Regions from separate parts of the Homo sapiens genome. Here region 2 is linked to region 1. The links are chromatin loops, found by intact Hi-C in ENCODE. Cell type or tissue: mammary epithelial cell. All regions are shown on one strand. Links, peaks and the distances in the headings refer to the core of each region. The heading gives the core; the rest is flanking DNA. Region 1 has its middle 130 kb from the start of NMUR2. Region 2 has its middle 65 kb from the start of GRIA1.

Region 1 (2,821 bases), core at 183-2,682:
CTTAACAGGGAAAAGCAGTTGGAATGTATTATTTTCTTTGCTATCTCTCGTATTCCATATCTCTTTCATTCTTTCAGAGGTTCTGTATTAGGTTATTTCTTCTGCTTACCCGTCATTCAAAATGGGCAATTCTATTCAGTCCATAATAGTAAATATGGTTATTGAATGAGGCAGATTAAGTAAACCTCCAACAGAAAGCAACTTTATTCTTTTACTATTGCTGTTACTCTGTACTGTGTCAAACCGCCTTTCTATAGCCCTGACAGTACCTTGAGTATATTCCATAGCTTCTGATGTCACTTGTAGTAGTAATAAACTTCTCCAGGCATCCAGGCATCCTTTTCCAGGCATCCAGTCTAATATCAGCTTCAAGAGTTCTTCCAGTTTTTGCCTTTACCCCTTTTCTGTTGAGCCTAATCCAGGCTTGGTTACCAATGGAGAAGGCGAGGGATGGTTGGACAGCTTGGACATTTGCTCACTTGTGCTTAACAGGACTGCTCTGCCTCCTGTATGACTACAGGTAGGGCTGTGAGATAAGAGAAGAGGCATTAAAGTCTTATAGGACAGACGGGGTTGTAATCCCATGTTGATGCTCTCCAGCTATGAAGGCCGGCCCTATGAGGCTTTTGTGTAGACCCAACCTCTTCCGCAGAGGCATCCTGAGTCATAAGATGCCATCTGGGACTGTCTGCTGCTTAAGGCTCCTCAGTTGTGTCTAACAGTATGAGGTTATACATACAAGAATACATATTACATAGCATTGTTAGCGGTTATTATTACTCTTGTGAATGGTACTATTGTTACTACTGGTATGAGAGAGATTTTAGCCTCTTAATTTTGGCTAATTCTATGATGTACTTGTATAAGACAGGTGATGTTTAAATGAGAAATCATAACTAACTTTACTTGGCACTAGATATTTGAGAGAAATTGTATGTATTTATTTGTAGATTATATTCTGTTTTATTAGGGAGGAAAGAACTTAGAGGCTGAGTTTATTTCCATCATTAAAACAAAATAGATAACCAAGGCCCAGAGAGAAACAGAGGCCTGTCTACTCTCCAGGCACTAACAGTCAGGACTGGAACACAGAACTTCAACTTCTGTGTAGTTGTCCTCAGTTTCTGTGCTTTCTCCTTCTGAGGGGAGGTGCTCCGTACTTCAGGACTGAGTGTAGATCTCACCAGATTCTTCCTGCCCTCTTGGTGGGTAGCTCAGTTCTGACACATGCTTTGATAGATAATGCAACTTTTCCTTAAGGAACAAACCTTACCCTTTTAGTGAATGTTTGTAAACCTTTTAAGAATATAGCCACCAGATGTCACTGTAGGCTAGCTTATGCCAAATAAGACTATTGTATCTGTTGTCAGATTTGCTTTGAGGAGAAAATGGGATCGAATAAATGCTATACATCCTAATGTTTTAGCTTATAAGGGAATTTCTAGGGCTGTTTTGAGACAGACCACCAACCATGAGAACAAAATGCGAAAGAATCCTACAGACCCTGGTCTCTTGGTAATTACAGTTTAGTGGGATGTGCAGGAGGAGTCATGTGCAAAAAATTACATGTTACCCATCCCTTTTGCTTGCAAGTGAAATAGACCAAGACAGAAGACATCAGAGTGAGCGGAAGAAACAGCTGACAACATCGAAAGGGAGAAAATTGCAAGAAGTCTTGATGGATGTCTTAGATTTGGGTCTGTAGAGCGTTGAACCTGGAAGACGCCACTTGATGGTTAGAAAGGGGTGGGAAGGAAGGCAGAGTTAAATGTACAGCAACGTAAATGAGTGAAATGCCTGGACTTTTCAGAAGAATGGGAAGAGACTAGTTAACCATTCAAGATGGGATAAGTCCAAGAATGGTAGCGTGTAAGGCTGGCAGTGTGGCCTGGTGGGACAAACACAGTTTTTACAGACAGGCCACCTGAGTCCAAATCCCAGCTGTGGCACATACTAGTTGTTGGAACATACTCTGGGGCATGTTACCAACTCAAATTCCTCATAGAGAAAGTGAGATGATAATATATTCAACTCATAGGATTATGGAAAGATTGAGTTTATATTTTTACAGTGTTTAGAAAAGTGTCTAGCACTTAAGTACTACATTAAGTCTTTGAATAAATAAGTTTCTGTATAGCACTAGGCATAAGAAGTCAAAATAAGGTTAATGATTAAAAGGCAATAGTTTTGTATTATTTAAGGAATATTTATCTGGAAGTGAAGTGAACATAGGCCTGAGATATACCCAGATCAGCACCTGTTCACTGAACACTATGCCAGACATTTAATGGGTGTGGAATAAATTTTAAAAAACCTATAATGGTGTTGATAATAATTTCTATGTACTGAGCTGTAACTAGGGTCTAGGAACTAAGTTTGAAGTACTTTAAATGCATTACTTTAATCTCCAAAATTTGTAGGGTAGGTTATTATTATTTCAGTTTCATAGATTAGGGAAGTGAGACCCAGAGAGAATAATTAATTTGTTCAAGGTCATACAAGCAGTAAATAGCAAAGCTGAGATTCAAACCCAGAACCTGATCATTTAACCACTGCTCGAAGTACCTAAAAGACCTTGAGGCATACTATAAAATCACATTACTTTAGAGCCAAGAGGGACTTCAGTTTGACTGACTCGTTTTATGGATGAAGAAACTGAGAATTATAAATTTTAAGGGATGTATTCAATGTCATTTGGTTGAGGGATGGATGATATAAGAACTTAAATTTTCTGTTCCCAGTCCAGTTCTGAATATAAGGGGTTTTAAAAGTAAACAGGAAGTATCAATCCAGCGTATTATTATTCAAAGAGACTGTGCTA
Region 2 (2,821 bases), core at 240-2,739, 890 kb after region 1:
GGAACAGAATAGAGAACCCAGAAATAAGTCTACACACTTACAACTATCTGATCTTCAGCAAATCTGACAAAAACAAGCAATGTGGAAAGAACTCCTTATTCAATTAATGATGCTGGGATAACTGAGTAGCCATATGCAGAAGATTGAAACTGGACCTTTTCCTTATACCATATACAAAAATTAACTCAAGATGGATTAAAGGCTTAAATGTAAAACCCAAAACTATAAAATCCCTGGGAAACAACCTAGGCAATACTATTCTGGACATAGGAAGGGGCAAAGATACTAAAAGCAATTGCAGCAAAAGCAAAAATTGACAACTGGGATCTAACTAAACAAAAGAGCTTCTGCACGGCAAAAGAACCAATCAACATAGTGAACAGACAATCTACAAAATGGGAAAAAATTTTTGCAGACTATGCAGATGACAAAAATCTAATATCTGGCTTCCACAAGGAATTTAAATTTGCAAGAAAAAAAACACCCCATAAAAGTGGGCAAAGAACATGAACAGACACTTTTCAAAAGAAGACATACAGGCAGCCAAGAATCATATGAAAAAAAAGCTCAACATCACTGATAATTACAGAAGTGCAAATCAAAACCACAGTGAGACACCATCTCACACCAGATAGAATGGCTACTATGAAAAGTCAAAAAATAGCAGATGCTGGTGAGGCTGTGGAGAAAAAGGAACACTTATGGTGGGAGTGAAATTAGTTCAAACATTGTGGAAGATGCTGTGGCAATTCCTCAAAGACCTAAAAACAGAACTATCATTTGACTCAGCAATCCCATTACTGAGTATATACCTGAAGAAATATAAATAATTATATCATAAAGATGCACGCACATGCATGTTTGTTGCAGCACTAGTCACGATAGCAAAGGCATGGAATTAACCTAAATGCCCATCAGTGGTAGACTGGATAAAGAAAATACGGTACAGATACACCATGGAATACTATGCAGTCATAAACAAGAATGAGATCATGTCCTTTGCAAGAACATGGATGGAGCTGGAGGCCATTATCCTTAGCAAACTAATATAAGAACAGAAAACCAAACACTGCATGTTCTCATTTATAAGTGGGAGCTAAATGATGAGACATATGGACACAGAGAGGTAAACAACACACACTGGGGCCTTTTGAAGGGTGGAGGGTGGGAGGAGGGAGAGGATTAGGAAAAATAACTAATGAGTACTAGGCTTAATACCTGGGTAACAAAATAATCTGTACAACAAACCTTCACAATACAAGTTTACCTATATAGCAAACCTGCACATGTACCCCTGAACTTAAAAGTTAAATAATAATAAAGAAGAAAGATCAGTACCAATAGTATGGAGTTGGAGGCAATAAGCAATCACAAGACATGTACAAAGTGTGCTCCTATTTATGTACATCTGTTCCTAAGTCCGAGGTTGTAAATCTGTGGGCTGTATCTGGCTTACAAATGTCTTATATGGCCTAGTAGCACTTCTAAAAATTTAGAATTCATTGCTAATATCTTAAAGTCAGAAGCTTTTATGAAAAAGTCTGAATTTGGTGCTAGGCTTAAGAAACTGAAGCATCTTAAACAATGCTGGGGGCTCTGCATTCCCAGGAAGCAGCAATTCCTGGGAGCAAGGTTGTGGCGCCCCCTACAGACAGGGCATGTACTTCAAACACCCCTGCTTAGCATATTTATACTACTTCTTGGTCATTCTAGGTATTTGGGTTCTGTATCTCCCTCCCTTGCCAGTGAAGGTGCACCAAGAACCTGGAAGTATGCACATTGAACTACTCACTTGAAGGAAAAGTGAGTTGTGAGGGTGGTGAGGGTGGAACTCTGGTGAGCAGTTTTCATGGTTCATTTTATAAACTTACATATTGTTTATCTTTTCTGGAAGGCACTATTGGTTGTATAAGATAAAATTGCAAATACTGGGGAGGAAAAATAGAATCTGTAGGCAGTATTTGGCCCACACCTAGGGGGATGGTTGTAGCTTGAGCTTTTGGGGATGCAGGTAGAACACGCTGCAAAGAGGAGATGCTCTTAGTAAAGGCTCTTACTCATGTTATTTCCTTTCCACCCTGTGACTCCACTTTACAACCCAGCCTCCAAGTTCATGGACACTGGGAAACACACAAAACGCTTTGCCCAGAAAACCTACAGAGTCCATATGGCTCTGTCTAATAACCCCAAAGGATCTCTCCTTTTCCCTAAGACAAATGCCCACAAAGTGCTCCTCTTAAGTTTCGAGAGGCCTCGAACTTTAATATCAGTTTTAGGAATTTAGGGATTATATAGGTGGAAAAAAAAAATTCTGAAAAACATCCTAGGTTGAGATTTGGGGGAAGAGAAGAAAGAGAGATGAAAAGAAATACAATTGTGACTTGCCTAACGGTTTTGACTTTCACTGAGTTTTCTATAGACCTCAGTTTCCACATCTGTAAAATAAGGGAGATGAATTAGATTCTTTTAACAACATTAAAGCTCTAAAATTGGGCTTTGGTTTCTGGATTGACCCATCTGGGAAATTACAAATGCAGTTCAAATGGCTTAATGTTGCCTGTCTTTCGTGAATGTTATAAGAGTTCTTATTTGAGGAGATGGACAGAGCTCTCAGAGAGTACCATCTTTCCAAAGATTGACTGAAGCTGTTATCACAGAGATTATTCCAATCAAGATGCATTCTCCTGGTCCGTTTGAATTCTGCAGCCAAGTAAAGTAATAAGACCTTGCATTTGTACAACAATTTTTTTCATTTCTAAAGTGCTATCCATTTCTGTCCTGAATTTTATACTTACATCAATACTATAATGTAGGCAAAGCA

What was found. Hi-C counts contacts between places; a loop is a spot of excess contacts. Peaks named below come from ENCODE experiments on the same cell type or tissue, not always from the same donor. Only the 100,000 strongest peaks of a DNase experiment are listed, where the experiment ranks them.
Region 2: it touches region 1 in a loop (4-fold over the local background); 2 of 110 quality-filtered maps call a loop at or near these places.

What each region holds. Positions count from the first base shown.
Region 1 is chr5:152,531,502-152,534,322 of GRCh38, forward strand. No RefSeq gene overlaps it. Among named protein-coding and RNA genes, the nearest start is that of NMUR2, 130 kb to the left of the region's middle. In mammary epithelial cell, for the core only: a CTCF peak has its summit at 1,309 (motif pointing right); no DNase peak of the experiment used is centred there.
Region 2 is chr5:153,424,476-153,427,296 of GRCh38, forward strand. No RefSeq gene overlaps it. Among named protein-coding and RNA genes, the nearest start is that of GRIA1, 65 kb to the right of the region's middle. In mammary epithelial cell, for the core only: a CTCF peak has its summit at 1,644 (motif pointing left); no DNase peak of the experiment used is centred there.